3 separate regions of the Homo sapiens genome follow, and regions 1 and 2 are each linked to region 3. A link is a loop called in an ENCODE intact Hi-C map of the cell type or tissue named here. Cell type or tissue: heart left ventricle. All regions are shown on one strand.

Region 1 (8,000 bases), 1.6 Mb before region 3:
GCCATGGTGGTATGACAAAATCAATGTTGAGAGATGAAAAGCAAGTTGCACAAGTATCTATGTAATGTGTAGCCATTTATAGTATAATTTAAAAATATACAAAACATGCTATATATATGTATATAGTTGCATATTGTGTAGGGATGAATATTTATAAGAAATTAGAGGAGAAGGCCAGGCGTGGTGGCTCACGCCTGTAATCCCAGAACTTTAAGAGGCCGAGGCAGGTGGATCACTTGAGGTCAGGAGTTCGAGACCAGCCTGCCCAACATGGCGAAACTCTGTCTCTACCAAAAAATACAAAAATTAGCTGGGTGTGGGGGCACGTGCCTGTAATCACAGCTACTTGGGAGGCTGAGGCACAAGAATCGCTTGAACCTGGGAGGCAGAGGTTGCAGTGAGCTGAGATCGCACCACTGCACTCCAGCCTGGGCGACAGAGTGAGACCCTGTCTCAAAAAAACCACAAAACACAAAAAACAATAAACCAACCATCCCTCCAACCAACCAAAGAAAAAAACCCAAAAGAAATTAGAGAAAGGAAGGAATGTGGTAGAAACTACACAAGGGGTTTCATCACCATGAGTTAGGTTTTATTTCTTTAGCTAAGTGATAGGTGTGTTGGTTTTCATTCTAAGATTCTTTATGCCTATTTAATGTCTAAAATGTATCATCATTAATTAATTTTAAAAAGAGAGGCTTTCCTAAAATATGCCTCTTAAGTCTCCAGGGCAGCTTTCCTTCCCCCGTTGTTGTTTGAACATCAAAACTCCTGACTACTTGCTAAACATCCCCTGCTAGAGGAATTGCTGAACAAACACTGCCTTGCCATATGAGTCAGTTCAATTCTGTGCATGAGCCAGAGGGCAGCTTCTCTATTTTTTCCTGCTTTCCTACTTGTAGGCTCTTTTTATATTTCAAAGTATTGTCTCACACATTTCATCCTGAAAATAACTCTGTGAGTGAGTGGGGATATTATTATTCCTCAGTTGACAGATGATGAAAAAAAAAATCAAGTTGGCTAACGTTGATTGAGCATTGTACCTACCATGTGCCATCAATAGAGAAAAATGCTTTACATGCACTTCCCAGGAATCTGCTTACAGTAATCCCATTTGACAGATGAGGAAACGGAGGCATAGAGAGGTTGAGGAACTTGCTCAGGTCCAGTAAGTGGAGAAGTCAGAAGTCAAAATCAGGTCTGCATAAGGGCAATTCTGTGCTGTTTCTTTTCACTGAAGAAAAATGTGTTGTGACTTGCCGGGGGCTGATTGGGTTTGGAAACAGATCTGCATTTTCTCTCTTATACCAAAGGGTGAGCCACACTGTTTTGTTTTTGTTTTAACCATCTCTATAAAAAGTCAGACTTCTTGCTTGCGAGCAACAGAAATTGACGCTGGCTCACTGAAGCAGAAGAGAACTTAGTGGGAAAATAAGGGGACTGAGGAAAGGGAAATAGGAGACCATACTTGGAAATGGACAGAAACCAAGGGCATTCCGGAGGGCTGGGTGGCGGAAATCATAGTCATGTCCAGACCAGAAGAGGAACAAGCTGGTCTCTTCTGAGTTGGGAGGTGATCATCCTGAATTATTTTCCTACCAAGCCTACAAAACGGAAGGGCATGATGTTCCCAGGTGGCCTCCCCTCGCCAAATCAGGATATCACTAGGAAGGGGTGAAGGAGTGCTAAGGAGCCAAAATTACAAAAAAATAAATTTCTGCTGTGCCTTCTGTCTTCTTTTGGACCCCTACCCATGCATAGGGGTTCAAATGGATGACTGCACCACATGAAGATGGACTGGGGGCCAGGCAGTCTGTGTCGTAGACATGTAGACAGGAAGTTCATATCCCTAAGCAGGCAGTCCTGTTAACCAAGGAAGGAAAGAAAGAAATACATCTTTGCTGCCTGACATCTCCCAATGGGTAATTAAAATGATGCCACTGCTGATTTTACTACATTCAAAAGTGTTTTAATTTGTATTTAGCCAGAGGCTTTTTAGCAACAGGAACATTTTTACAAATCTAACAAATAATTATAAATAAATAAAGTCTCCACTTCTGCTATTTAGGGGAATGTTTCCTTCAGGTAACACATTTATAAATCCACCCGTTTGACAATATGGAGCTAAAATAACAGTAGAGCTTGAACTGGCTGCTTAAGTGACAGTTGAAATGGCGTGTTTGTCAGCGTAGAAATGAAAAACAATATCATGCAGGGAGGTAATCTAGTCCCAGAGGCACTATGGACTATAAATGTTAAATTACAATAGACCCAGAATATAACCTTGCATAATTCTTGAATAAAGGATATAAGGAACAGAAAACCCAAGGTAGCAAGAATTCATATTAAAGGAAGCCTACACAATTTATAGTTAAGGTGACTTCAGGACTATGGATATGGTACCTCCCAAAATGTACTCGACAACTGGTTCATCAGTAACACTGGCCATCGTAATGAGAAAGGACATTCAGAGAGGCATTGTTATGTGGTTTTGTGCTCACCTCTTCTCTTGGGACTCATTTTGTCCCCAGATCTTTCCAGGTCAGTATGGGTTGAGACCAGTCATGGTTGATTTTCCAATCCGCAGTTCATGGATGATTTCCAATGGAGTTAGGCGATGGCAGATCCCCTTCTCCAGTATAACAGCTGACCTTACCTTGGGGACTAGGGTCAGCCATGAGATTTCTGCTGCAGACGATCATTGTGTCAAAAAACTCATTGGATGCCATTCAGCTCATTCACGTTCAGAGGAATCACATGAGGATCCTGGGTGTGAACCCACACCCACATCTTGCTTTCCTCTCATTTTGGATGAACAAGGCCCTAGGTAGGCAAACCGGGATTATGTACAGACTCAGGGGGAAGTGTTTTTTGCTGGATAAGGAATATGTGAAAAAAATGATGAGGATTATTTTCCAGAAATTTTCCAGGAACTCTTAAGGAATGAAAGAATCTTGTTTTTAAAAAGACTAGGGCATGGGGAGAGAGCAGAGAATAAGAACGCTTTCTCATGTCAGATATGCTGACATTATAGTAGCCAAATGTCTTTAAGATGGGGAGAGCTCAGTGCCTACCTATGGCTATCTATTTGATGGGATATGTGAATATTCCAACCAGGATAGTCCTTTGTAAGGCGCATGTTAGGGTACAGGTCCTATATAACAGATTCACTGAAGAAATATGTGTAAATCATATTTTAAATGCACTGACAGGTCTCACTCTTTAAAAAAAAAATCCTGTTGCATATTAAATACTTCTCTTGGGACTTAAATCGTCACTTTATTTATTTATTTTTTTACTTTTATTTTAGGTTCAGGGGCTACATGTGCAGCTTTGTTTTATGGGTAAATCGCATGTCACTGAGGTTGGGTGTAGGAATGGTCCCATCACCCAGATAGTGAGCATAGTACCCGAAAGGTAGTTTTTGAACCCACCTCCCTCTCCCCCACTTCCCCCTCTTGTAGTCCGCAGTGTCTACTGTTGCCATCTTGATGTCCATGTTTTCCCAGTGAATAACCACTTTAATTGAAAGGAGGCAGCCCAGCATGAAGGTGCAGAGAACGGACCCTGGAACCAGATTGCCTGGGTTAGAACCCCAACTCTGCAGCTTCTCAGCTATGTAAATGTGCTTTGGTTTCCCAGATGCTAAACAGGAATACTAATAGAGAAATATGCTGGAATCGTGTATCCTACTTATTCAGTCGATATTAACGACTACCGCTGCTATTTAACTACATCAAGTTTGCTAAAAGCTATCTTAGCTTTAGTGGGACTACAGTGCAGGCTTCTTCTTATCTTAGTTAGTTTTCCCAGAAGTACTTATCTGACCCGATTCATTCTCTTTATTGCATGCTCTCTCTCTCTTTCATTCAGCATTTACTTATGCACCTGCCATTTGTCAGACATATGTGGCTGGTTCTAACAAAAGGCAAAGATAATAGTTTCAGCTCTCAAGGAGCTCAGTCTAATGGCAGAAAACCAACAAATATAGGATCGTGATTCATATTTGCAGTTCATTCTTCCATCTCTCTGTTACTGGTAAAATTTCCTCAGCATGCTATTTACCCTGGAGTCTTTGGATAATTCCACAGTGTCCTTAGTTGGCTATTTAGGATCTGGGGTGGGTTTATTTCTCACGCTCTGTCTTTAGAACACCAGTCCCTTCTAAGTCTTTTCCTAGACCCGCCCACTCTTGAGATCTATAACTGGGTTTGCGTCCTTCCAGAGAAGCTAGAATAGGTCCAGCCCACTGAGATGGCTCTTAACCACGAATCACTGCAGACTTTCAAAATAAGGCCAACACTCAGCCGAGAAAAGAGCGAAGCCCTTTTTGGGTCACTTTTTTCACTAATCCCGATGAGATGGGGGAGGTGCCACCAGAGAATTCTCTTTTGTGATTTGCCTTCCCTGCCACTAGGTGTCACTGTTCTACATAAATAAAATGAAATCAAATCGGTCTTGGCACTGTGGAATTTGGCCTTTGGTTAAGGGGATCTGGCAGGTTTAGGGACCTCTTCATTTTGAAGTTGTCAGATAACCATCACTGCCACCTAAAGACTGGCTACAGTACAGGAACCGACCCTGAGTAAAAAGTCTTGAAATTAAAGTATCTGACATGTGTAAATCCAGGACTCTGTATATATCCTCCTTGGTATTGATCCTTTAAAAACAGATCTCTAAAGATTAACTTCTTGGAACAAAGATAATATATTTATGGAATGTAGGGAGTGTATCACTTTATTATTTATGTAGCTGTTTGGGAAGATGTATCTGATTTTATGAAGACATCATGAAGAAAGCAAAGGAAATCTCACAAAGGAAGACTTGGCTGTCTTGCTGGTGACCTTCCCTTTGAAAGACAAAAGGAAGCAGAAACTCACAGAGATAACATGTGAAATCACCCATTGGATCTTCCCTTCCTCCATTTTTGTTTTAGAATATTCCCATAATTTTCTACCTTTAAGACAGTTAGTAGTGGTTTCTCAGCCATTATGCATGTTTATCAGGAAAATAAAAACATCCTCTCCACCCTCCGGACTAGCATTCTCATTGAGTGATCTCCAATTTCTGATACACAGGAGACTTCTCTTTCAGTTATTTACATGGTCTTTTTCTTTTCCTGACAATAGGGCTTTGTGTTATATTCTAGTGTTTATAAAAATGCCAGGGTCTCACAACAGTGATCAGTGAATATCGCTCTTCACTGTTTTGTCTATGATAAATTTTTAGCATGAGAGTCTAGGTCAGTCATAAGAGGCTCTAGGATGGATTTTTCTGCCTTGACATGCCCCACTCTTGGAAGAACATCTAATTTTATTGTTGAAGTGATGATCACAAAAGCCAATCAGCACTGCGAACTTTATGTGGCATTGAACTTGAGCTCCATTTTAAGGCAGGTCCAATCCCTTTGCTGAAAAAAGGTTAACACTCCTGGTCAAAAGGAAGAAAGTATAGGCCGAGAAGAAACCATATGTGGAATACTTTTATCATGAAATATTTGTATTAGAAGACAGTGGTTAAGTCCAGAATGATATGGTTGAGTTATACCTTCCATGGCCTGTCAATCAGTGGAAACTAAAATGTTCTTTCTGGTCGATCTCTTCTTACAACACCATAAGGCACCCTTGATCAACAGTATATCACTTTCATACTGATACTCACTGGTGCATGATTGGAGAGTGATAGAGACAGTTCAGATAAGGTTCCTGTCGACAATTTTCCTTAAATCTCTTTGACATAAATGTCCCAAAAATTATTTCTGGGAAGCCTTTTGTTGCAAACAGCTGACAGAGAGTTTCAGTTATGGCAGTAGGAATTTAAAATAGGTTTAGGATTCCTTTGAGCATTTTGAGACGCAACTACTACAATCCAGAAACCCACATGGCATATGGATTCTGTGAAGTCTTTTGGTATCTTGACTGTTCCACCAAAGGGTGTTTCAATAGGTTAAGTTAAATAACTCTCATATTTTATTTTACTCCTAATATCAAATAAGTTGTTGGTCATCACGTAGCTTCCAGCCTAGCTAGTGTTTCTATGCAAATAGTTCTTAGATACTATCATATTATGATGGTAAAGATAATGTAATATCAGTTTCCTGGAATATAAAAGTGATTTTTTTCCATAAAGGGCATTTTACAATGGATCATTAATTCATTTTATGAGGACCTTAATGTTTTGAGCACTGTAAAGAAATAAAGTATCAACCTACTGGGGCCAAAACTGATTCAGCAAAGAATTTAATCACCTACAGAACATCCTCTTATAAGGTATTACACATCCTTACAGCTTGGATCAAATAAACACTGTGGAGTTTTTATTGGTAGAAGCAGCACCCAAATATTACACATGAAAGAGCCTGGGATGCCAAACCCAATCCATGGGCCATCTGTGGTCAAGTAAGCTTATTGGTCTAAGACAGAAGACTCTCATAGTTGGCCAAATGAGATTTGTATTTACTTTACTTTAATTTATATTTGTTTGTTTATTTATTTATTTATTTATTTATTTATTTATTTATTTATTTATGTTGAGACAGAGTCTTGCTCTGTCACCTACGCTGGAGTGCAGTGGTGCGATCTCTGCTCACTGCAGGCTCCGCCCCCCGGGGTTCATGCCATTCTCCTGCCTCAGCCTCCCAAGTAGCTGGGACTACAGGTGCCCGCCACCTCACCTGGCTAATTTTTTGTATTTTTAGTAGAGACGGGGTTTCACTGTGTTAGCCAGGATGGTCTCGATCTCCTGACCTCGTGATCCACCCTCCTCGGCCTCCCAAAGCGCTGGGATTACAGGCGTGAGCCACCACGCCCGGCCACTTTATTTTTTTGAAACAGAGTTTTGCTCTGTCACCCAGGCTGGAGTGCAGTGGCGTGATCATGGCTCATTGCAGCCTCAACCTCCCCAGGCTCAGGGGATCCTCCCACTTCAGCCTCTGGAATAACCGGGACTATAGGCAGCTAATTTTTGTATTTTTTGTATAGATGTGGTTTCACCATGTTGCCCTAGCTGGTCTAGAACTCCTGGGCCCAAAATATCTGCCTACCTTGGCCTCTGAAAGTGCTGGGATTATAGGTGTAAGCCACTGTGCCTGGCCTGTATTTAATTTTCATATTTATTTAATATTAAATAATCTTCTAATATTTTATTCCTTCAGATTTTATTCAAAACCAGAGACAATCTCATGGAGCTCCTTGTGTCATTAGATTCACCTTCCCGAGTAGGTCTCAATTGTCTTCCAGTCTATGAGTTTCCAATGAATATGGCATAATGGGAACTAGAACCTGCGTCTGTGGGTGGTGTGGAGACTATTGCTTCAATATGTTTTCCCATTCTTGTAACTGTCATTATGGTCTTAAACCCAGAGCTGTAATGAACAGTATGGGATTATCCATAGATAAGAGTCCTAAAGACATTCTGATAGAGGCTTATAATCAGTACAAATTGTAATGGCCGTAGAAGGAGTTGTTCTGCAGATGGCTTTATTCTTGAGTACTCAGCACCATCTGGCACTTTGGGGCTGAGCCCAGCCCTACCACTACAAAAAACCATATTTGCAATATATTGGCACAAACATGCAAGTCAATGGCTCCTTGACATTTTGGACTTTTTATCGTATGGCAAGTCCAGCTGCAGAGCATGCCCTTTTCCAGTGGGCAGAGAAGTGGCTCAGTTGAGGTTGCCTTTTGTTGAAGAAAAGGTCACCTTAAGGAGTCTTAAAGCTTTAGCTTAAATTTTTGGAATTACACATGGCACTATGAACCACTTCTTCCAGGTCGAGAGAAATACTTGTAGTCCTGATATTAACATCTAAGAATTTCACATGGAAAGATCTGCATTTATGTTAACACACACTGAGATAACTGACACAGTCAAACAACATGGACTTCTTCCAATCTGCTCTTAAAAACTTCCCACAGATTTCAGTGATCGTATATGCCCCACTGTACTGTGATTTTTTATTTTTCTTGCTTCTCTTTAGCCCACGGACTGTGATGTTTTGG
Region 2 (8,000 bases), 300 kb before region 3:
GACCAGGGCAAGACAAGAGCACGGATTGCCCACCCCAAGCAAAAGGCAGACCAGCCAGCAGGAAGCTGTGATCAGGGGATGGAGTGCTCTCATTGACCAGCCTGGATTTCATGCCCATCACGGGGCTACACATCCCCAAGGCCAAGTTCAATGCTTGGCACAGATTAGGCACTCACTGAATACTTGCCTATTATTTCAGTTTACTCTTACTGCATAGTGAACCACCCAAAGCATAGTGGCTTAAAACAACTGTCACTTTATTTAGCTCATGATTCAATAGGTTTGCTGGGCTGGCTCACTGGAGCTGGATGGTCTAAGGTGGTTCACTCACAGGTTAGCAGGCTGGTTCCAGGGGACACACCAGTTGGGCCAGCTTAACTGTGCTCCACAAGGTCTCTTGTCATCCAGCAGGCTATCCCGGGTCTCTTCACATGGAGGTCAAAGGGCAGCAAGAGAGGACCAGCCTCAGTGTGCGAGTGCTTGCCCAGCCTCTGCTGGCAATGCATTTGCTAAGATCCCAGTGACTAAATGTCATCATGTAATCAAGCTGAAATTTCAGATTTGGAGAACTGGACTTCACTTCTCCATGGGAGAGGTGCATTGCACACAACAGGCATAGGAAGCATTTGTGCCATTTTCATTGCAGTCTACCAAAGTGATGGAGTAAATGAGTCAATGAATGAATACAAGGACAGAAAGTGACTCATGAAAAGGTTCTGTGCAAGTTGAGCCCCAGAATTCCATCCAATCTCAGAACCTCTTAGATTCCTCTATCCATGGCAGGAGGCAGAGAAAAGAGCAAAGCCTTCCAATGAGACTCAGTGGCTGGAAAGAGGACTGCAGGAGCTAGGAGCTCACCAATGGTTCCACGTGTTCAACTAAACCTGGGCCTCTTGCAAACTCTCTTCCCCAGGGCCTGGCCCCAACTAAGTGGGAGAGGAAACATGTCAGTGTGGTCAGCTGGTCCCTCTGCCCCGGATCCCTGCTGCCTGTCTCTTGCCCTAGCAACACCTGGCCCAACTGGGAGCATTACTCCAAATCCCCACTATGCCCCCATGTGACGCACAACGCTGGGAAGTGTAATTGCTGTAGTGATTACTTACAGCCATTACATTAAGTTTTAAAATGTTCCCTTCAAATTGAACAATGTTTTTTCAAAGTCAACAGCTGGTTCACAGCTTGAATGCAACCGTTAGGATAAATTAAATAAAAAGGGTAATAAAATCACAGCCTAAATTTAATTTCTGAAGAGTGCATAGGCTCCAAAAAAAATAAGCATTTAAAAATGCCTTTGAAATATAGCCAGAAAAGCAGAAGTTAATTCACTCCCTGATTATGTCAGCTAATGGACACACTGGCACAATTAACTACATAATTGCAGTAGTATAGACAAAGTCCTGAGCTCATGCCCGGGTTCTGCTGTACAGGCCTCGGACCATGGGAAGGACTTACCAGATAGGTGGCTCGTATATGCAGATGTCCCTACAAATAGGCTCAGAAAAGAGCTCCCATCTCTAGAAGCAAAATAACACCAAAGATGATATCCACAGCCTCCATCCCAGCACATCTTCTGGTTGCCTGGAGCTACCTGGAGCCATCTCCCGGACAGGAAGGCAGGGCGGCAAGGGCTTCGTGGCACTGTGTTTGCAAACTTCAGCTACTGAATCCTTTTCACTCAAAGGCAACTTACTTTAGTGATCATCAAAAAAGACCCATCCAGCATTTCTCCCAGGCAACCCTACCTTCCAAGCTTAGGAGTCTGGCAGGACTTGAATCCCACAGCTGTCATTTATTTGCCATGTCACTTTGGACAAGTGATCAGCTCATTTCTCTGCGCCTCAGTCCCCTCCTTTGTAGAAAGGAAACTCATTTGTTCTTTCATACATTCAAGATATATTCAATATATATGTACTGAGCATCTACTCTGAACTAGGCCCTGGCACAGGTAGCCAGGAGATAGCAGCGAAGGCAGAGATCCCTGCCAGAAGGGGAGAAGAGGTGTAGATCCAAGTAGCGGAGATCAACAATGAGCAAGACCAGGACGTACTGTGTATAGAATGGGAGAAGATAATGCTTGCTTGGGGAAAATAAAGTAGGGAAAGAGAATAAGGAGGGAGGGAAGGAGTGTTGTAATTTTAAATAAGGCGTTTGGGGAAAGCCTCACAGAGAAGGGGAGGTTGGAATAATGGCCTGATGAAGTAGGGAAGGAAGCCAGCCACGTGGATATCTGGGTGCAGAGTTCAGGCAAAGGAAAAGTGCAAAGGCCCTGAGGCAGGAGTGCACCAAGAGTAGTCCAGGAACAGCAAGGAAGCCGGGGCGCCAGAAGCACAGAGACTGGTAGAAAGTGAAGTCTGAGGCCAGATGTGGTAGCTCACACCTGTAATCCCAGCACTTTAGGAGGCTGAGGCAGGTGGATCACTTGAGGTCAGGAGTTCAAGACCCACCTAGCCAACATGGTGAAACCCTGTCTCTACTAAAAATACAAAAATTAGCCGGGTGTGGTGGCGCACACTTATAATCCCAACTTTTCAGGAGGTTGAGGCAGAAGAATCACTTGAACCCAGGAGGCGGAGGTTGCAGTGAACCAAGATTGTGCCACTGCACTCCAGCCTGGGAGACAAGAGTGAGACTCCATCTCAAAACAAAAACAAAAACAAAAAAGGAGGTCAGGGAGCTAACAGGAGAATAAGAATAAGATCTAATTCGAAGGGATAATCATGCATCCACTCAACTAGTATTCACTAAGTGCTTAATCCATGTCAGAGAGTTGCTGTGAGGATTAAATCAGATAAAGCGAAAGCACAGGCAGCTCCCAGCATACAGTAAGTGCTCAATACATGTCACCTATTAGAAGAGGACGCCCCTGCACTCTGGGCAGGTGGCAGCATAGACACTGCTCAGGAGAACCTGGGTCCTGGCCCTGCTTTCTTTCCCGGGGTAAGGGTGCAGCCTCACTGCTAGGGAACCTGGTTCCAAAGCCATTAGTGGTCAAAGTTAGTGCCCAGGTTGCTAGGGAAGTTCCTCCACTGTCAGGTTCAAGCATGTAAGGTTTAGGCCACAGCAAGAGCTCTGCTGCTCTCTCGGCTCTGGAAGGGCCATAGCTACAAGGAAAAGGATACAGAAAGCTGACAACCAGGGAGGGAGTCAGGGGAAGTTCATGGCAAATAAACGGACTTTGCTCCTGCTCTGGGGAACCACGCTTGTGCAGCCTTGGCTAAGGAATGGGTCACTTATCAGGGTGTGCATGCATGTGTGTATGTGTGCAGGCGTGTGTGTATGTGTGTAAGTGCGTGTGCACGCTCGTGCATGTAGGCACGTGGTCTCCTGTCTCTAAATCTGTAGCCCACCTGCAATGCTACAATTATCTACTCTTAACGCTCCTTGTTCCCACTCAGCCTGGGCACACGCAATACCCTGGTCGGCCACAAGGGGGCTCTCAGCGTTCCCCTTCCCCCTCCCTCCACCCATTAACGCACTGGGCCGCGGTTTGTGGTGGTGGTACACAAAGGGTTAAAAGCGCCACCTTAGAGGCAGGAGGGTCGCTTGAGGCCAGGACTTCCAGACCAGCCTGGCCAACACAGCAAGTCCCCCATCGCTCCAAAAAAAAATTAAAAATTAGCCGGGCAAACCATTCAAACCATCTCTGATGGGCCAAAACTCGGTGATTGGCACAAGAACCGGTTACAGTCTCTTTACACCTCCGTTTAGGTTACAGTTCACCATGTACGGAGAACCCTTTAGGCCAAACTTAAAATACGTAAGGAGGCAGCTTTAGGCTAAACTTGATTTAACACGTATGAAGGCATGCACAGGAAAAGACCTGGAAATGATGCTCAAAGGGGTTAATAGTGATAGACTCTGGACAGAAGGAAAGGAAGCTATTATTTTCTTAGTTATGTGTTATCCACATTTTCTAATTTTTCTAAACATGTAAAGATAAAATTATATTCTTAAAAATAAATAAGACCTCAGAACAACAAAAAGGAATTAAATAAAGTATAAAATAGAATATAATCAATACGCTGGGTGCGATGGCTCACGCCTGTAATCCCAGCACTTTGGGAGGCTGAGGCAGGTGGATCACTTGAGGCCAAGAGTTTGAGACTAGCCTGGGCAACATGGCAAAACCCCATCTCTACAAAGAAAAAGAATAGAATCAACCACACACACACACACACACACACACACACACACACGCAGATTGTCAGGGAAGTGCTTCTCAATCTTTGTAGCACACATTAATGTCCTGGTCGAATTCAGCAGTTCTGTCATGGGGCCTGGGAGTCTGCATTTCTGACAAGCTCCTGGATGTCAAGGCAGCTGCTCCAAGAATCCCACTCTTTATAGTGGTAAGGCTAGGGGCTTATTGTAATTTCTATCCTAGTGGCTGTCACAATCCCCTTTCTCTTCCTTCTCAGGTCAGATATCTGTCACGTATTGAAGCATCATTTATAAAAAAACAATACTTTGTTGTTGTTTTTTGTGTTTGTTTGTTTGTTTGTTTGTTTTTGAGACAGGGTCTCACTGTCGCCCAGGCTGGAGTGCAGTGGTGCAATCTTGGCTCACTGCAATCTCCACCTTCCAGGTTCAAGTGTTTCTCCTGCCTCAGCCTCCCGAGTAGCTGGGATTACAGGCGTCTGCCACCAGGCCTAGCTAGGTTTTTGTGTGTGTGTGTACTTTTAGTAGAGATGGGGTTTTGCCATGTTGGCCAGGCTGGTTTCAAACTCCTGACCTCAAGTGATCCGCCCACCTCAGCTTCCTAAAGTGCTGGGATTACAGGCAGGAGCCACCATGCCCGGCCATAAAAAACAATATTTAAAATAATTCAAGTATCCATGTATGGGAGACTGGCTACCTGAACCTTGGTATATCTATACAATGGGAGGTGTGCAATAAACGTTTAACAACCAGCTGTCTGAGTGGGAAGCCCTGAGGTAGACAGTTTGCCCATTTCTGTTGTGCAAATACTACCACTGTGGCCTATTTCAAGCCACCTATGTGAAATCAATTGGTTCACAAAATCGCTGAAGGTTTAGCAATCAGTTCTTCGGAGCCAGCACACCATCAGCCAGCTGGTGCCAGCACACCCCACTCTACAGCCATAAATAACATAAACAACAGTGAGGAAGCTGTCTCTGCACTGATATGGAAAGATCTTCACAATACAGTACACTGTAAAGTGGGGGGAAGAAAGCAGATGTAAACCAAAATTAAATTCTAAGGCCCCCTCCGAACCATCTGAATGGACCCCTTCTCTCGGCCAGAGCATTCCAAAACTAACCCAAAAAACTAGTTCAAGGCCGTGATGGAAAGAGGGAGCGAGACACTCCTCGTTATATCCTCCTCCCTTTTGGAATTATGGATAGACAGGCTCTTTAAGTCTGATAAGAAACATTTGTAATCTATTCTCTCTGAAGCCTGCTACCAGGAGGCTGCATCTGCATAACAAAACTTTGGTCTGGGCCAGGCTCGGTGGCTCACACCTGTAATCCCAGCACTTTGGGAGGCCAAGGCGGGTGCATCACAAGGTCAGGAGTTCAAGACCAGCCTGGCCAATATGGTGAAACCCTGTCTCTATTAAAAATACTAAAATTAGCTGGGCATGGTAGTGCGCGCCTGTAGTCCCAGCTACTGGGGAGGCTGAGGCAGAAGAACTGCTTGAACCTGGGAGGCGGAGGTTGTAGTGAGCTGAAATCATTCTGCTGCACTCCAGCCTGGCAACAGAGTGAGACTCCGTCTCAAAAACAAAAAACAAAACAAAAAAAAACTTTGTTCTCTACAACCCCTTATTGTAACCCAGACATTCCTTTCTATTGATAATAACTCTTCAACTAATTGCCAATCAGACTTTGAATCTGCCTATGACTTGGAAGCCCCCACCTCCAGTTGTCCTGTCTTTCCGGATCCAACCAATGTACATCTTATGTGTATTGATTGATGCCTTAAGTCTCCTTAAAATGTATAAAACCAAGTTGTAGTCTAACCACCTTAGGCACCCATTAGGCACATGTTCTCAGGATCTTCTGGGGACTGTGTCATGGGCCATTGGTCACTCATATTTGGCTCAGAATAAATCTCTTTAAATATTTTACAGTTTGACTCTTTTCGTCAACACAGCTTATAGAAGAGTATGTAGGGTTTGCTACCTGTTGTGTAATTAAGGAGGGGGAACATAAATACACACACACACACACACACACACACACACACACACACACACACACACACGGTTGCTTGTATTTGAATAAAAACAAAACAAAACAAAAACTGGAAGGCCAGGTGCAGTGGCTCATGCCTGTAATCCTAGGACTTTGGGAGGCTGAGGTGGGTGTATCACCTGAGGTCAAGAGTTCGAGACCAGCCTGGCCAACATGGTGAAACCTCGTCTCCACTAAAATTACAAAAATTAGCCGGCTGTGGTGGCGGGCGCCTGTAATCCCAGCTACTCAGAAAGCTAAGGCAGGGGAATCACCTGAACCCAGGAGGCAGAGGTTGCAGTGAGCCAAGATCACACCATTGCATTCAGGGCTGAACAACGAGCAAAAACTCTGTCAAAAAATAAAACAAAACAAAACAAAAAAAACACTGGAAGAAGATACAGCAAAGTACTAAATGTGACCATCTACGAGCAGAAGGAGAACACAATGGACAGAGAGATGACATAGATTAGTGCTTTTTGGAAATATCTTTTTATGTTATTTTGATTTTCGAGCGATGTAAATATAGCACAGCATCTATTCCAAAAATCAAATTAGGAAAGAAAACACATAAAATGCAATCCAGTGACCTTGACATTCTTATTGGAGCCACAGGCAGGAACTGCTCTAGAACTCCTGAGGTGCAAGCCGTCCCATTTCTTTACATTTCTGAATCAAGTCATTCCTCCATTAGTTAGTGTATTCGTCTGTTCTCATGCTGTTGATAAAGACATACCCAAGACTGAGTAATGTATAAAGAAAAAGAGATTTAATGGACTCACAGTTTCACATAGTTAGGGAGGCCTCACAATCATGGCAGAAGGCAAAAGGCACTTCTTCCACGGCAGCAGACAAGACAGAATGAGAGCCAAGCAAAAGAGCCAAGCAAAACCATCAGATCTCATGAGACTTATTCACCACTACGAGAGCGGTAGCGGGGGATCCACCCCCATAATTCAATTACCTCCCACCAGTCCGTCCCATGACACATGGGAATTATGGAAGCTACAATTCAAGATGAGATTTGGGTGGGGACACAGCCAAACCGTATCAGTTAGCCTAGACAATGAGTTCAACAATGGTCAATTTCCAGAGTCCTCCTCTCTCTGTGGATCTTACAAGCATCTCAGGATTTGGTTCAAATTAAAAAGGATTCAGTCTTCAGTTTGTGTGGTCACCATCCTCACAGTCTCTGTTGAGGCCAAAGGGCACAGGGCCAAGAATAGACATTATAGCTTACTGCCTAAATTCAAACGCTGGCTCTGCCGTTCACCGGCTGAGTGACCTTGGGCAAGTCGCTGAACTTCTCTGTGCTCCCAGTTTCCTCATTTGTAAAATGGGGGTAATAGCATAACAAGACCTATGAGTTAGTGTATTTAAGACAGTGAGACTAGGGCCTGGCGCTTAGTGAGTGATTATCATATTTGCTACAGATATTGTCACCCTGATTGATGCACAATACCTCTCTTAAAAATCACCCTTTGAGATGGATGATATACGCCCCTCAAAGGTCCTCTCCACTGGCACAACCCTGTTTCAGGCACCGTGAACAATATTCCCAAGGCTTCAGGACTGAAAGTTCAGCTTGCACAGCCCTCACAGAGCCACTCCCACCTGAGACCTGCCACCTTGAAGGGCCCTTTGCAACAAAGCCCATCCACATCCCCATTCCCTCTGCCTCTGCTTCCCAGACAAGCCAGCTAATTCTCCTGCACCTTGTAGCCGCAAACACCCAGTGTTCTTATCACCCACATCAGAGTCTCCTAAAGTGTCCATTAAAAATGCAGAGTCCTGGGTCCACCT
Region 3 (8,000 bases):
CAGTTGTGAGCAGAAGTGATAAGTCTCACTTCTGGGCAGAGCATTTTTCAGATGGCTACCACACCCCCTGGGGTGTTTTTCCTCTGTCACAGAGACAGATGATGATGGTGACTGCTCCATCTGCCTGGGCACCTGGGTCCTTGAGCAAGGAGATACGGACTGAAGTTTCAGTTCACTTGTGATAGACGTGTATCGTGAGCAAGGAATCAATCCTTTGTTGTTCTAAGCTGCTGAGATGGGGCTGTTTGTTACCACAGCATAACCCTGCCTACCCTAGCTGAATCAATGAGCTGATAAATTTCCTTTTTTGCTTAAGCTGGTTTGAGGTGGGTTTCTGTCCCTTGCAGCAGAAAGTGTTCTAGCATTATTCTGATATTATCCCCACAGTAAGGACTCTCCTTCTATCCTAAGGAAGGACCTTGTATTAGTCCTTGTGTCACTATAAAGAAATACCAGGCTAGGCTGGGATCACGCCTATAATCCCAGCACTTTGGGAGGCCGAGGCAGGCGGATCCCTTGAGGCTAGGAGTTCAAGACCAGCCTGGCCAACATGGCAAAACCCTGTCTCTACTATAAATACAAAAATGAGTCTGGCATGGTGGCACATGCCTGTAATCCCAGCTACTCAGGAGGCTGAGACACGAGGATCACTTGAATCCGGGAGGCAGAGGTTGCAGTGAGCTGAGATGGCGCCACTGCACTCCACGCTGAGCGACAGAAAGATCCTGTCTCAAAAAATAAAAAAGAGAAATACCAGGGTCTAGGTAATTTACAAAGAGGCTTAATTGGCTCTCAGTTCTGCAGGTTGTGCAGGAAGCATGGCACCAGCATTTATTCTGGGTGAGGCCTCAGGAAGCTTCCAATCACAGCAGAAGGCTAAGGGGGAGCCTGCGTGTCACCTGGCAAGAGTAGGAGGAAGAGAGCAAAGTGGGAGGTCCCAGACTCTTTTAAACAACCAGATTGGCTGGGCACGGTGGCTGACGCCTGTAATCCCAGCACTTTGGGAGGCCGAGGTGGGTGGATCACCTGAGGTCAGGAGATCGAGACCAGCCTGAGCAATATGGTGAAACCCCATCTCTGCTAAAAAAAAAAAATACAAAAATCAGCTGGGCTTGGTGGCTTGTGCCTGTAGTCCCAGCTGCTTGGGAGGCTGAGACAGGACAACTGCTTGAACCCAGGAGGCAGAGGTTGCAGAGAGCCGAGATCACACCACTGTACTCCAGCCTGGGCAACAGAGCCATACTCTGTCTCAAACAAAACAAAACAAAACAAAAACAAACAAACAAACCCACCAGATCTCCCATGAAGTGACTGAGCGAGAACCCACTCATCACCAAGGGGATAGTGCTAAGCTGTTCAGGAGGGTCTGCCCCCATGAATCACCTCCCCGCAGGTCTCACCTCCAACGTTGAGAATCACAGTTCAACATGGGATTTGGAGGGGACAAAGAGCCAAACCATATCACCCCATTCAAAGGGCCCAGAAGACCAGGCTCCAAGGGCAAGTCATTTGCTGTCGCTGCGCCTCAGTTTTCTCTTTTATAAAGTGGAGGTTAGGAATCAGCCTCTTGGCTTGCTCCAGGAATGAAAACAGAGGGTGGAGCAAGCCCTTATTAGATGTCAGTTGTCTTAGTGTTTTTGTTTGTTTTTTGTTTTTGTTGTTTGGTTTTTAGACAGAGTCTGACACTGTCACCCAGGCTGGAGTACAATAGCGTGATCTCTGCTCATTGAAACCTCCGCCTCCCAGGTTCAAGCAATTCTCCTGCTTCAGCCTCCTGAGTAGCTGGGATTATAGGCACGTGCCACCACACTTGGCTAATTTTTGTATTTTTAGTAGAGACGGGGTTTCACCATGTTGGCAAGGCTGGTCTCGTACTCCTGACCTGAAGTGATCTGCCCGCCTCAGCCTCCCAAAGTGCTGGGATTGCAGGCGTGAGCCACCACGCCCGGCCAGAGGTGCGTTGTCTTTCTATCATCACCTTGAGCTAGGCTCCAGGTCAGAGGAGAAGAGGGCTGTGGCCCCAGCCCTTCCCAATCTCCTTCCCAGAGAGTTCATAAATGCTTCCCTCCAGATGCCTTGAAGCTTGCACTGCTTTCTGCTGGGATTCAACGAACACATAACCCCAGCTCTCCAACCATCAACAGTTCCTGCGAGATCTCAGCCTGGGATGCTGTCTGGGGGTCCCAGATGCTCTAACAAGGGAAGGAGACAGAGGGAAGTGAAGGCCCAGAAAAAGGCAGTGATTTGCCTGGAGTCCATCATGCTCTGCCCCATTCCTGAGCTCCTTTTGGTCCCCCCGCTGGAGGTGAAAGCCCCTTCCTCCCTCCTATCTGGGGATGTTGTTTGCCTGAGCCCGGCTGCTGGCCCCATGGTATGGCACAACCCTGCACAGCCCACCCAGTCCCAGGGCACCGGTGGAACCCAAGAAGGGGACTTCCGGTGGAAGATGGAGCAGTGAGCACGTGCACTGCCCCTCCCAGGAGCCCATTCCACTGACAGTAAAGGAAGCAGGCGCTTCCTTTAAACTCTCGACAGGAAAGAAAGCAGGCGCTTCCTTTAAACTCTCGACAGGAAAGAACAAGGAGAGGACTTGTCTGCCATCAGGAAACACCCACGCATTCGTGTAAGATGAGAGGATGGAGTCAAGTCTGCTCGGACGTCACCTTCTCCACTCTGGGTTGGGTCCTTTATTCAAAGTGCAACACCCCACTGCCTGGTTTTGTTTTTTCCATCACACTTATTATACCTTCTCATACATTTGTGTTATTTATCCATCATATTTACTGTCTATCGCCACTACAGCAGGGATCTAATTCTCCGCTGGGTCTCAGAGCCTAGAATAGTGCCTGGTATAGAGCAGGTGCTAAAAAATATTGAATAAGTGAATGAATGAATGAATCAATCAATGGTAGAGCAGTGACTGGCAAAGCAGTATGGAGAGAGGAGGCAACCATCTGCCCCAGACCTAGAAAGGGCACAGAATGAGGTGTGGAGATGAAAACAGGCCGCCTCCTGGGGAGTCTGTAATGAGAGCAAGAGCCCTTCCTTCATTGCTCAGACCATGGGGCAATCATAGGTCTTCCCCCTGTGTCTAAGGGTGACAAATGTGAAGGTTCTTTCAAAAATCGATGGCCCCAGGCCAGGCGTGGTGGCTCATGCCTGTAATCCCAGCACTTTGGGAGGCCGAGGTGGGTGGATCACCTGAGGGCAGGAGTTCGAGACCTGCCTGGCCAACGTGGCAAAACCCCGTCTCTACTAAAAATACAAAAATTAGCTAGGTGTGGTGGTGGGCGCCTGTAATCCCAGCTACTCTGGAGGCTGAGGCAGGAGAATCACTTGAATCCAGGAGCCGGAGGTTGCAGTGAGCCGAGATCGCACCACTACACTCCAGCCTGGGCGACAGAGTGAGACTCTGTCTCAAAGAAAAAAAAAAAATTGATGACCCCAGATAAGAAACCCTTTCATCCTACTCTTTAGGGAGTCTCCCAGCACAATGCTGGCTCCCCCCCCACCCCAAAACAAATCCCATCCCTGGAAGGCGGTGTGATGGGGAGGTCCCTGAGGCTGGCAGACTGGGAATACCAGCAGATCCGCTTTCCAGCCTCCAGCCCTGTGGACATGATTTTACCTCCTGCACCTCAGCTTCCTCATCTATGAAATGAGTATACTGATCAGGCAGACGTCTTAGGGCTATTGTGGGGCCAGAAGTTAATGTGTGTAATGTGCCCAGAACAGTGTCTGGCATCTGGCAGATGCTCAGGAAATCTTGTTGCTAGGATATCATCCATTTTATGGATAAGTCATGCCCTGCCCCAGTCAGTTCTTACTGGCCTCACCCTGGAGCCTGTATGGACCAAGAGCACCTGACATTTGGAAACCAAGGCGAAGTAATGGGAAACAGAGACGCTTGGGTGGCTGCTGCCACCTGCTGGTAAGCACTGCAATATGCAGGTGTCGGCTGAAGGCAGTGCCCGCTCGCTCTGCTGTCCAGGGGGAAAGGGCCACAGAAGTGCATCTGCCTGGCGCTTATAAAGGGGACCCTGGACAATCACCACAGCAGCCCTCTGCGGTAGAGAATACGGGCGATGAGGACAGGGTGAACTGGCAGGGGTTTGCTTAATTCAACAAAGGCTGACTTCTACCCTTTGGGTGGATGGACCTGCGTTGGGCATTGGAGGTAAGGAGGGAGACTCCACGCAGGCACATACATGCACACTCACACACACACATGCCCACACACAAATACATACATACACAGCATGTATGTGCACAGATACACACATTCGCGACTTCAAAACGTTTGTGGAGGCCGGGCGCGGTGGCTCACACCACCAACATGGAGAAACCCCGTCTCTACTAAAAATACAAAATTAGCCGGGCGTCGTTGCGCATGCCTGTAATCCCAGCTACTCGGAATCTGAGGCAGGAGAATCGCTGGAACTCGGGAGACGGAGGTTGCAGTGAGTCCAGATCACGCAATTGCACTCCAGCCTGGGCAACAAGAGCGAAACCCTGTCTCAAAAAAAAAAAAAAGAAAAGAAAAAGAAAAAGAAAAAAAAAAAGTTCATGGAAAATGAATTCAAAGATTAAAAATAAGAAACAAACTGTCTTTCTCAACATAAGTTCCATCAAGGTCAAGACACTTTGGTGGGCGATGAGACCAGCCATTCAGCCCCTCCCTGAAAAACTGAGGGTCCTGGGAATTTTACCATGGCAATGCCATCTTTTTACATTATTAACTGAAGAAAAGTGCCCTTTAAAGTTTTTTTTTTCTTTTTTAGGAAACAAAAAGAAGTCAGAAGGAGCCATATCAGGACTATAAGGTGAGTGCCTAATAATTTGTCATGGAAACGCTTGCAAAATTGCCCTTGTTTGATGAGGAGTGAGCAGGGGCATTGCTGTAGTGGAGAAGGACTCTCTGGTGAAGCTTTCCTGGGTGGTTTTCCACTAAAGCTTTGGCTACTTCCTCAAAACACTCCCATAATAGGCATGCTGATGCAGATGTGCCAGGGGGTCGGTGAGTGAGCCGTGCTGAGGGCGTGTTTTATGTTACAGGCCCGGGCTTCCCAGGGCGTGCACAGACAGATATGGATGGAAATGGGAAGAGGGAAAGTGGGAGGGGCCCTGAAGGAGAGGGGCCCACAGGCTTTAGCCAGATTTGAAATGTTGTATTTAACAGACAATGCATTCATGTATTTGCTTATCTAAGAAAAAGAAAAAAGAATTAAGAGTGAGGAGGGCAAGACTGGGGGGTATATGGAAGCTGGGGACACAAAGCCAAGGTGTCCGGGCCTCGTGCAGGTGCCCATCTGGGCTGTGCATTCCCTGGCCTCTCTGCAGGAGACCAGGAGCCACCACCTAGCACTGTTCTGGCAGCTGCAAAAGGGCCAGAGACCCATTTTTGCCCCTTCGTAGGTTTTGTTTGGTAGTTAGTGCTTAATGTTTCTTTCAAATTTGCATTCCTTCACAGCCTGGGCATACACATTTTAGTTTTCCACAGTTGCTATCACTCCCTAGTATTTAACCCAAGGCCCCTTTCCTCTCATTTGTTACCTGCCTGGCCCCTGAAGGCATCTCAGCTCACAACTACTGGTCAATGCTGTGGCTTCTGGAGATTTCTGTGCAGAGCTTGGAGGGGCAGAGAGCTGTCTTGGAAGGATGGATGGATGGATGGGTAGATGGATGGATGGACAGATGAATGAATGGATGGGTAGGTGGATGAATGGACAGATGGACAAATGAATGGGTGGATGGGTAGGTGGGTGGATGGATGGATGGATGGACAGATGAGTGGATGGATGTGTAGATGAATGCACAGATGAATGGATGGTGGGTGGATGGATGGGCGAATGGATGGATGGATGGATGGATGGATGGATGGGTAGGTGGATAGTTGGGTGGATGGATGTGCAGATGGATGGATGGACAGATGGGTGGGCAGATGAGGGGCTTCATGATGGGTAGGAGGGAGGGGAAGAAGCAACAGATTATCCTTGGGCAGAATGGGGATGTGGACTGGTGTTCACAGAAGCCCCATTTCACCATCTGAGAGCTGTCCCCACCATCCCTATGTCCCATCTCCCAACACATGCCCACACTCTCCATCATCTGGGAGGCACAGGCAAAGAAGGAAACTTGCTGAACCCGACTATGCACTTGCATCCGGTGCTCTTCAGCTCATCTGGCCCTCCCTTGAGGGAGATACTCTTCCCCCAGTTTTCAGACGACAAAACGAAGGCTCTGAAATGTGAATGCAGGGTCAGTTTTTTAGGAAACACTTACTGGATTCCCAAACCTTTCTTCCACCATGCCACACTTTCCCAAATAATTAGTATTTGTACAGTATTTTATTTATGAAGCAGACCACATCCACTATTCTACTTGATTGCCTCAAAAAATCCCATAGAACACTATTGTTTCTACACTTGAATGAAACTTTAAAGGGAAAAAAAATAGACACTAAGACCTGACCAGGCTAGGCAGTGCGGGGACTCACTCTCAGGACTCTGACTCCCAAGTCCCTGCCTTTGTCCCTCCTCATCCAGAAGTGTGGCCCAGAGTGACCAGGGCCCTGGTCCCTCGTAGAGGGAGGATGGAGACATAGGTTGGAAGGTGGGTCAGGTCAGGGGTACATGTTCCCCAGAGGGGACACTTTTCTAGGTGAGAGAAGCTGCAGGTGGGTGTGAGACACAGCTGGCCAGGTCGGGGCACATCCCACCTAGAGGGAGTGGCCTCTGCTTAGCACTTCTGACTGCCACAGGCAGGAAGCTAAGCCCATTGTTACTGGAACTTTCCATTTTAAGAGAAGACAGAAATCTGAATTTTTTTTAAAAAAATGTGAACTCTACATTTTAAAAATGTTGGCAACTAACTTAAAAAAATGTAACAATGTGAGCTCAAGAGAACTTCAAGGGGCCAGACCCATCCCGCAGGCCCTGCCAACACCAGCTGTGCTGAGCTGAGCTGATCGTGGGCCTGGCACTGGGCTGGGAGCTGCTCTGTGGGGGACAGGCCTGGGACCAGCTGAGAAGGTGGTGAGGGAGCTGCCTGTGCCCCTCTCCATCCTGGAGGCCATCTCTCACCTGCTGGCTGAGGCTGGGCGGGGCTGCCGAGCTTAGGATCAGGGCCTTCCCTCTTCCTTTGGTTTCAATGGGAACAGCCATTCCAGGTTGTTCTGCAGCCAAAGCAGGGAGTCCCCTAGGGGAATCACTGATTCTTTAGGAAACACACAAAACAGAATGCATTTTACTTCCCTTTAATCAAAAAATAAATAAGTACACTCCACAGGGACTTTTTTTTTTTAATGAGGAAAAAAGGTGAAAGAACAAAATAAAACAAACAAAACCAAAACCTACAGGGACTCTTCATTTCTGGCCTGCAAGGAATCACCAGCCAGGCTGAGGGACACGGACAGCCAGCCCAGCTGGGGCCTGCCAGGTGACTCACAAGGCTGAAAAGGGAGCCGCTCCGCTCTGGGTGGTTCAGTCCCAGCCAGGGGTTGGGATGTCCTGCCTGCGGAGGGGCCACAGCCCCCATGGGGGGCCCCTCGCAGCGGGGCACACCGATCCCTATTCTGCAAGGTGTATCCCACAAGGCCCTTCCTCTTGGTGGCACCTGGGCACTCAAGGAGCCAGGAGATCCTGCCGAGATGGCTAGAGTCTGGAATGTGAGGTGTGCACAGGCGGGGCAAACTCTGGAGACCCAGAGACAAGAAGCACCAACTCCCAGTGTGATGAGGCCAGTTCCCAAGGGGAAGGCCCAGAAGAGCCTGGGGGATGGGCAGGTCGGGGAGCCCCTCTTTCCAGAGTTCCAGTACAGTGGGAAACGTGTCAGTCTGTGACTCTGGCCAAAGCACCCGTCCCCTGCTGCAGGAGGCTCGGCAGACCCAAGGCCAGGGCACAGTGGGGTCTGCCGAGCACCAGGCAGGAGTGGTGTGGCAGGCGGTGGCTGGGAGGGAGGGGACGCCCACAGGGGTCCTAGAGGTGGATCCACTTGTTCCA

The links. A loop is a pair of places that touch in the nucleus more often than their neighbours do. Peaks named below come from ENCODE experiments on the same cell type or tissue, not always from the same donor. Only the 100,000 strongest peaks of a DNase experiment are listed, where the experiment ranks them.
Region 1: a loop joins it to region 3, with 10 times the contacts of the local background. A loop is called at or near these places in 26 of 110 quality-filtered maps.
Region 2: a loop joins it to region 3, with 15 times the contacts of the local background. A loop is called at or near these places in 55 of 110 quality-filtered maps.

Annotation. Positions count from the first base shown.
Region 1 is chr16:25,834,492-25,842,491 of GRCh38, forward strand. All of the region lies in intron 1 of HS3ST4 (heparan sulfate-glucosamine 3-sulfotransferase 4), which reads left to right. Among named protein-coding and RNA genes, the nearest start is that of HS3ST4, 150 kb to the left of the region's middle. In heart left ventricle, a CTCF peak has its summit at 4,414 (motif pointing right); no DNase peak of the experiment used is centred here; H3K27me3 peaks cover 1,651 bases.
Region 2 is chr16:27,151,778-27,159,777 of GRCh38, forward strand. It overlaps LINC02129 (long intergenic non-protein coding RNA 2129), which reads right to left. Exons shown (of 4, transcript NR_170200.1): 4 at 6,834-6,915. LOC105371155 (a long non-coding RNA gene) reads right to left here and starts at 2,354. Exons shown (of 3, transcript XR_950956.2): 1 at 1,743-2,354; 2 at 1,453-1,638; 3 at 1-926. In heart left ventricle, CTCF peaks have their summits at 3,419 (motif pointing right) and 3,624; a DNase peak (open chromatin) is centred at 3,444.
Region 3 is chr16:27,453,374-27,461,373 of GRCh38, forward strand. GTF3C1 (general transcription factor IIIC subunit 1) reads right to left here. Exons shown (of 37, transcript NM_001520.4): 37 at 7,240-8,000. The coding sequence ends at 7,977. It overlaps IL21R-AS1 (IL21R antisense RNA 1), which reads right to left and starts at 20. Exons shown (of 3, transcript NR_037158.1): 1 at 1-20. RefSeq lists an enhancer at 3,679-3,728. In heart left ventricle, CTCF peaks have their summits at 3,936 (motif pointing left) and 4,140; DNase peaks (open chromatin) are centred at 2,412, 3,938 and 7,483; H3K27ac peaks cover 2,100 bases.